Regions from separate parts of the Homo sapiens genome. Here region 1 is linked to region 2. Evidence: read pairs that join two places in POLR2A ChIA-PET (ENCODE). Cell type or tissue: PC-9. All regions are shown on one strand. Links, peaks and the distances in the headings refer to the core of each region. The heading gives the core; the rest is flanking DNA.

Region 1 (4,397 bases), core at 311-4,310, 150 kb after region 2:
CCTTAAAAAAATCATAGCCTCCTTACAATATGATAAGAAGTAGAAAAAATAAGATTAAACCAGGGGAAAAGTCAGAACACCTACCCGAATACCCCACTTCTGCTACAGTTAGGTCTAAAGTTCCTAGAAGCTAAAGAAGATTCTTAGGATCCATAAGATAAGTGGAAACCAGCTTCTAAGAAGAATTTTTCTCAGGACTCTTGGAGAAGTCTCTTTTATGGACTGTATTACTCAGTACAGGCTAGGTCATGCTGCAGGGTCAAAAGATCCCAAAACCTGAGTTTCTTGTATCTACCAAGATCTACATCTCAATCATGCTCCATGTCCTCTGTTCCTCAGCTGGGGGTCTGCTCCGTGTCTCCTCCCTCCGGGACTCAGCTGGCAGCACCCACCATCTTGGATGCTGCTGATTGCAGTAGTGGGAGGAGAAGACAGCTCTGGGCATCTTGCACAGGCAGACAATGCACTCATCTGGAAATCTACATCATCTCCTTTCATACTTTACTGGTCTGAAGTGCCATATGGCCTCACCCAACCGCAGGGGGGCTGGGTCTTTCATCCTATCATTGCTAGAGGGACAGCGAACGAGTGAGATCTCTCAATCAACACCAATGGCTGTCATAGAGATGGTTGTTAAGGGTGTGAAACAGTCCACATCACAATCAACAGTGTGTGAGTCACCAACATCCACTGCTTGTCAAATCTCTTGATGCAGGTGCAAAGCACCAAGCCAAAGCTTGGTCAGGTAAATACTATAGTAGGTGGGGCCAGAATCACAAGCTCCAGGATGCAGCTTTGTCAGCCTTGATTAATGTAAAGACAAAATCCTCCAGGAATAGGCCTCCAGGGGCCAGAGGGTAAAGGAGGTGAGGGAGGGTGGCTGTCTGACCAGACTGTGCTGAACTGCAAAGCACCTGCCCCATCTGAAGGCAGCGCGGTGGACGAGGCAGTACTTAAACTCTGGCTAAATTGGTTGCCATATGAGGCTGTGAACTTTGGCCTAACAGATTTTTTTTAAAAAAGAGAAACTAGAAATCCAAATGTTTGTAAAATCTCCAAAATTAAAAATATTTTTAAAAACAATGTACGAACCAGTCAAAACATGTCTGTCAGCCAGATGTGGCCTGTGCACTGCCAATTCATGGAGAAAGTCTAAGTTGCTGACTATTTAGAGAGTCAACAGTTGTGACAATTGACTGAGCAGAAGGTAGTGCTGATGTTCCCTTGGGGGAGGCCACCGAAAGTGGGATCTCACCTAACTCCGACAGGGGAAGTGAAAGCAAATGCCATCTTGTTTGTGGTCCTCATATTGAAATCACTGCTGAAGATGTCCTGGTTTAATAGGGACCAAATTCCTATTTAAAAAAAAACTGGGGAGATCAAGGGTCTTCCCTATGTGTTTCTCTACTATGTCCCCGGCATCTTGAACAAACCCATAAATGGAAGGTACTCAATAAAGATATGTTAAAGCAATGTGGGAGGTTGCATGGAACTAATTTAAAAACTATTTCTGTAGAACATGTCTGACGGCCTCTATTTCACCCAGGGACACCAAAAAATAACTTCTTCTTTAGGACTTTCTGGACAACTCTAAATCACTTACTTTGAATAATACTTCAGTGCTAAACAATGGAACTCTACTATAGTGGGTTTTCCGCCCTATAAACAAACAATTTCTATAGTGGCAAATTAGGCAACCTCATGTTGTCCCCAAGTAGCCCACCATGAGTGGGAGGCAGAAGAATGGTCCTTCCCTTGCAGCTATGAGTGGCAAGGACGTGGCACTGAGAGGTAGCCGCCAGGTAAGACCTGGCATTTGAGCCAAAAAGGATGCAGCTACAAATGGGGCATGGACTACAAACCAGCCTGCGACCAGGATATGGGATGTTTCAATGGATTCTGGCACAGAGAGATGACAACTCCTGAAGTCCCATGGAAAGGAGACGTAAGCCCAGGGGGAAGTGGGGAGAGGGAATCCCTGAACTGGCTGAATTTACTCTAAATTGACAAAGACTATGATATTGCCATTAGGCAGAATGGAAGCTTGAGATGGAAATTAAAATGAATTAAAAAGAAAATAAAGTGGCTACTTTCCACTTCCAGTTTTAGCCTGAGATTTCGTCCTTCCTGGAGAACCGTTGCTGGCCAGGTTTTCTGGGAAGCAGATTCCAAGGCCAGTGGCATGCACAGGATGCAAGATTGGGCAGGGGGAGGTATGGCAAGGCAGTCTCAACAAAAACCCCAGCTGACCCCAGGGAATTCTGAAGTGTGGCTGGTCCTTCAGACTTGTCCCAAATTGCAGCAAAGAAGCTGAGCTTTTATACCCTCAGGTTACACAGTCACTGGATGTGGGCTTTGGACAACACAGCTTCCTTCACCTGGGGGCGTCTGCCTGCAGCCTGCCCAGCTGCTGGGGGAATGAGTCTTCAGTCCTGCGGGGTGCAGGGGCAGTGCATTCCAGCACCCACTGATTGTCAGGGGAGACAAGTCTGGCCATCACTGGGCTGGGACATAAGCATGAAATAAACGTCCCCGTCATTTCCTTCTTTTCTCCACCCTGGGTGCTAACATTCTATGAATCTGGGAATTGAAAGCATTTCCTTGGTGTTCCTAATTCAGTTGAAATCTTTTCTATAGCAATTTATATAACGCTTTGATAGGCAAGGTTTGGTACGAACAGGCCAAAGTCAAAAGCAGCCTGAAGAAGGAAGTAGAATTAACAAGTCAAGTATGTAAAAAGAGCTGTAACAGTGTAAGTTACGAAGCACACCCCTAAACATGGAAGCTTTTTCTCTATTTTTCATTTGCATTTGCCCCACTTCTCCCAAAGTGTGTTTCTCAGAACATTAGTTTGAGAGATGTCCAGCACTGAAAGCTTTCCATGGGCAGATAAAAGTGGGAACCACTCAGCTTCCAGCCCCTCTGGGAGATTTCTGGGGTAAGCTAGCCCACCGAGAAGTCCTATGAAAAAGAAACCTGGTTAGCTTTGTAAGATGCAAATTTATCTGACCACAGGTAATAGCCCTGACATCTCGTAGAAATACCACATGATTCCAAAGAGTTTATTTATGTAAAGCAAGCAGTTTACTAATTTGTTTTGCTTTTCTAAGTAAATACTCCTTTTTCAAAACATCAGCAACTGCTTCTCTAAGTATATACATATATTTAATTTGTGAAGGAAAATCTCAGCTATGGCTACTTTGCTCAGAGAGTGGCCAGGGAGAGAGGCCGTCTATTAGATCTGGAAAATGACTTTAAAATTTGACCTTGATCATGCAGGAAACATCACAGTCAGAGACTTCATTTTTTAACCATGACTCTGGAACTACCTTAAAAACTAGTAGTATACCAGTGGCTGGAATTGATAGCACACCTGGCGGGTGCCGGCTGCTGCACCTGTGTGTATTTGACATCCATCAGGTCACTCAAAGGGCTGCTTAAAGCTCAGGCTGAAAGAGGTTCCACGCCCAACCTTCCATCATTCTTTTAAAAAAGATCCATTATAATAAAAAGTGCTAAAGTCATCCTTAAAATTAACACACTTGACCCGGAAGAGAAAGTCATTAAAAAAATCCTCACTTGGAAAACTAACACAAATACATGAATTCTGACCATGTATACTTGCTAATTTAAACAGAGTACAGATATTTCAAAGGAGAATGTTACATTTTTCTATTATAGCAGGGAATTTTATGTCCCTATGTGGCATAAAAATATACCCATATTCGGTGATTCCCATGTTAATAGTCACCAAATATGTGACTGGAAGTTCTGTGCATAGCTTGCCTGACAGCATTTCAGTAGGAAACGCTGTCTGCTTTCTTCAAGTCCCTTAAATCTTCCCCTCTGAGAAAATCACAATATATATGGGCCGGTGTTCAAATAGCTTCTTAATGTGGCCATGGCAAGGATGGGGGTGCTCTCATACAAACCATCGGCCAGCACCTTCCTGTGTGACTTACACTCACAGGCATGTGGTTGCCTTCATGGACATTCACGTACATTCTATCTCAGACGTTTATGAGCCCTTCTCTCACTTTCTCCTCAAACAGCTATTCTTAATTTTCAGCTCACCTTCTCTGAGCTAGAATGTTCCTGCCAAAAGAAGTCATTGGATGAATCCCTTTGGAGATGAAGAAATAAAGCAGGAGGAAGTGCAGGCATCAAGGAGCTTTGGTTGTCCCAATAGTCACTTCTCTTATGTGTGGTTAGGGCGGCAGGTGCAAGACTACTTGAAACCCAGTCGTTTTTAGCCAGTAGCCTCACATTCCTCTGTGCACAGAACTTTTTACCAGCTCTGCCTTCAGTTTTACTTCCTTCCAGAGCCGTTTCCCTGAGGACACTTCTGAGAGGCACTAAAGTAGCCCAAAGGCAGGAAATGGGGGGTAATTTTTAAT
Region 2 (4,397 bases), core at 298-4,297:
TAAGATATTTCTTCCACAATTTGATTCTGAAAATGAATAATGAGGCTTCATGTTCCTAGATAGCAGGATTACCCCCAATCGTTAGGCCAAATGGCAGTACAGTGGTGGTGGCATCCATAACATAGTTTATACTTCTCAGACTTCCCTCCCATCGCCCCACTTAACAATCAGTACTGGACAGCTGGTGCCTTTTGTTTTCAAAGTGAACAATGAATATTTTATGAGTTTACTTTCACAACGAGTTGCTCAGAATAGGAGAATACTAAATCAGAGTTTTAGAACAGGAATATAAACTAATTCCCCAATTTTACAGAAGAGTAGAGTAACACCCCTATCAACTAAGATTTATGTAAGAGCAAGTCAGAGAGAAGACTATATTCAGGTGTCTTGAAAACTGCAGTTTTCTGCTGCTATCCTTGCAGGGTATCAATCAAGGGGCATGCTTAATGACTGGCTACTAGAAAGAAATGCCTAATTCAGGATACTTATAACTCAAGGAAAATTCCTTATTCCTTTTTTTTTTTTTTTTTTGAGAGAGAGTGTTGCTCTTGTCGCCCAGGCTGGGGTGCAATGGCACGATCTTGGCTCACTGCAACCTCCGCCTCCTGGGTTCAAGCGATTCTCCTGCCTCAGCCTCCTGAGTAGCTGGGATTACAGGTGTGCACTACCATGCCCAACTAATTTTTATATTATTAGTAGAGACGGGGTTTTACCATGTTAGCCAGGCTGGTCTCGAACTCCTGACCTCAGGTGATCCACCCGCCTTGGCCTCCCAAAGTGCTGGGATTACAGGCATCAGCCACTGTGCCCGGCCACAGGAAAATACCTTCTTAAATGTCACAGGGAGGTCCAGCATTGGTCCCATAATCCCTACTTAACCAGCAGGTGAATCAGTGTCTGGTTCTTCTTAGGGTTAGGGATCTTCAGTTTCTTTAAACTGAATCTTCCTGATTTTAGGGCCAAAAATTTTTATTTCCTGTGTAAACAGTCTTGTTCCACACCTCAGAAATAAAGACACTCCATTCATGGATCTCATTATTGTAGAAGATTATGCCAACAACTTTGACATAATTATGAGTCTATCATTTCATCATCTGTAGTACAATTTTGTTTGAAAGCACAGCTGATTTCCTTGCTTTGAATTCCCAGAAGGACTGCTTTTATTCCACTGTCCATCTTATTTATCATGGTTGACGGCTATTGCCATTTCTAAATAAATGGTCAACTGTCTTCTTCTAAGGCAAGGTCTATTTAGTTTCCTTACATCCTATCCGCTTAGTGGTCATATTCTCTCACCATGAACACTATTCATCCCATGTTCCAAATCTGCATGGTCTTCTAACAAAGTGATTGGCAACACACTGTGCCTGCAGGAGTCCGGGAAGTCTCATGGCAGCCCCTTTTCTGTATCCCTGAGCCTCATGGGAATGCATGTGCAGTGCCTTGGAGGCAGGGTAAGAATGGGGTCAGGGAGTACAGAGAACAGGTGAGAAGAAACATACTGCAATGGGACAGCCAGCCCATCAGTGACAAACTTTGCTGCGGGTTCCACACTTGTTTCTAGTCTACGATATTTGTTTCTTGTTTTGTTTTGTTTTTTATTTTTGAGACAGGGTCTTGCTCTGTCGCCCAGGCTGGAATGCAGTGGCACAATCTCGGCTCACTGCAGCCTCGACCTCTGGGGCTTAAGCAATTCTCCCACCTTAGTCTCCCAAAGTGCTAAGATTACAGGTGTGAGCCATCACACCTAGCCTTAGTCTATGGTATTTACATGTTGACATCCAAATGTATAAAATATCTCTGGTCCCACTTTTTACTTGTCATGGAGGTAAACATGAATCTATCTCAACAAACAATCTTCCACATTTATGTTATAATGAAACCCTCTAAAAATAAAATAGACTTGGAAAAATCCATTTTCCTTACTATATCATGCTAGCTTTTTGTGTGCTTGTTTCTAGTCGATTGACACTTCTCAGCTGGGGAAAAAGAATATTCTTTCTCTCTTTTTTCATAAAACGTCTCTTGGGGTCACTGAATATGTGTCCTTTCACTTATTTCTTTCAAGTTTACCTTTCATTTGAAATTCTGTCTGCTCATTTTTAGTATTTGCTTCTTTCAAGGCACCCAAATATTCTTCTGCGCATCTCAGGAAAAGCACTATTTTTGACAAAGCTTTTAGCCAATGCTCATTAGGTTTCTATTTCCCTTCTAAGGACTTGGCAGGACTAGAATTGCTGAGTTCACATAATGTTTCGAAGCAGAAAAAATATTTCCAGGTGTTATACTAAAGGAGAACATCCTAATTGCATATGTAAAGTCGGGTTTGTGCTTTTGAAATGCAAGTCAGAATGTGCTGAACAATAGAAGTACAGACACAAAGGGACGTTCAGGTGACCTGTAATATGAGTCACTGCCCAGCCACCGATTTTGCAAGGAGAGTCACTGGGGCAAAAACTACCCTTTGTATATAATTATCGTGGTTACAAAAGTGTGTAGCAAATACACTGCTAGAGTTTTGTTCCTTTTTTTCCCATATCTTTGGAAGTATAGTGTTAAAATTTCTGATATGGCTTCCAAATTTGTGAGTGAAATTTCATTTGTAAGATAATTTAAAGAAAAGTTTCTGACTGCAAATTTAATTCAGCATTTTTTTTTACTATAAATTATCTCAAGGTTAAAAAAAATTAAATCTGTATATACTATTGGAATGTAATTAAACATCTGTAAAGCACATAAATCCCAGCAAGACACGTCGTCAAATTCTCTCATCTTCCTTATGCTCTTTCTGTCCCACCAATTTTGCTTGGTTTCTGATTTCACTGAGTTGGGATTAAATCAGTGTATTCCTCCCACTGCATAATTTAGGACTGCTTTAAAACGATGTAATTACAAACCTCAATGGCAGATTGTGAATTGCATTCACTGTCATAACTGCATTAGTATGGTTTTAAATTCTTTCAGAACAGTGGGGTAAAGATGTCATGTTAATATGGTAATAAGTTCCATTGCTCTACTATATGTCTGCTATTGATTATCTGCAGCAATTGTAGATTTGGATGGGATCCAAAATTAGACACAGAACCTTGAAACTTGCCAATGTTTTGTTCATCTACAGTAATTTTAAAGAAAAAAGTTCTTTAAAACAATAAAACTGGATGAAAGGGTTAGTATAGGATTTTAAACTTATGTAATTGCAGACTTAATTTTATAAATAGGTACAGTCCTGATCTATCGGTCTTCCTGAAGGAGGGAGAGAACATTTTGGGTAGTTACCTACTCTAATTTTGATTACTTTCTACGGAGTGAAATTGAAATACTTTTTGAAGGTTTTCCAAAGCCTTATTTGACAACATTTGCTATATTCACTCCCGTTGCTCTGCCAACCCCCAATCCTGTCCCTTATCATGAATTCTTTTTTCATGCCAAGTCTCAATTCCCTCTTCTTTTTCTGAATCTAGAGATGGTAGGCCCATTTAAACTGAATGTAGTCTGCCTCATCCAGGAAGCCCACCTGGATGAGATTTTGGTCACACACTTTCCAGTTTTACGTATACAATGAAAATGTCTTTTCATGCTTAAAAAAGTCCTCTCACATACTTTCTTTTAATTTAAGGTGTTCATAACCTCTAGATATACACTTTCCTTTAGTGTAAGGCCTTTGGTATGTGGAAACTCATGTATCAAAATTAGCTGTATTATTCTGCTGGCACCAAAGCTTGATTCATTAATTTAAATTCATTTCAGCCATCTTCATCAAATTTCTTTGTTAAATTTCTTTTAACAATCGAACTGTTTTGCTACTTTATAAATTACTAATTTGGGAGAAACAAAAAAATAGCTTGTCTACATATACAAATCGAGAAGCTATAATTAAGTTCCTGCTTGTCATTATCTACAAAGATATACACTTTGATCAATATAATTTTCCTGCCATGCATTTCTGGGTGTTTATAAATGAACTGAATTGTGGTGGGAAAAGATCCCAGTGCCTCTTAACGACTACAATAACTCTCTTGTAATTTTCTCAAAGCAAATGGTATTCGTTTACTCTTTTTCTTGAAGTTCATAATAAAAGCGAACAGCTTTTTGTTAAGAATCTTCAGGTTGTTAGATCTAAAGGGTCTGAAACTAGATAAATGCATACTTTAAGGAAATAAGCTTTTAAAGCAAAGGGGTGGGGAAAATACCCCCACCTCTTTAGCTGCGCAGAGTTCAGTCTTTTTTTTTTTTGAGATGGAGTCTCCTTCAGATGCCCAGGCTGGAGTGCAGTGGCACGATCTCTGCTCACTGCAACTTCTGTCTCCCAGGTTCAAGCAATTCTCCTGTCTCAGCCTCCCGAGTAGCTGGGACTACAGGTGCCTGCCACCACGCCCGGCTAATTTTTGTATTTTTAG

Evidence for each region. ChIA-PET counts read pairs that join two places held together with the same protein. Peaks named below come from ENCODE experiments on the same cell type or tissue, not always from the same donor. Only the 100,000 strongest peaks of a DNase experiment are listed, where the experiment ranks them.
Region 1: POLR2A ChIA-PET joins it to region 2 with 6 read pairs; 2 of 35 experiments call an interaction of 5 or more read pairs at or near these places.

The regions. Positions count from the first base shown.
Region 1 is chr7:29,421,318-29,425,714 of GRCh38, reverse strand. The region is part of intron 6 of CHN2 (chimerin 2); the gene reads right to left. Among named protein-coding and RNA genes, the nearest start is that of PRR15-DT, 140 kb to the left of the region's middle. In PC-9, for the core only: no CTCF peak of the experiment used is centred there; a DNase peak (open chromatin) is centred at 664.
Region 2 is chr7:29,567,777-29,572,173 of GRCh38, reverse strand. No RefSeq gene overlaps it. Among named protein-coding and RNA genes, the nearest start is that of PRR15, 6.1 kb to the right of the region's middle. In PC-9, for the core only: no CTCF peak of the experiment used is centred there; a DNase peak (open chromatin) is centred at 2,403; H3K4me3 peaks cover 969 bases; H3K27ac peaks cover 1,724 bases.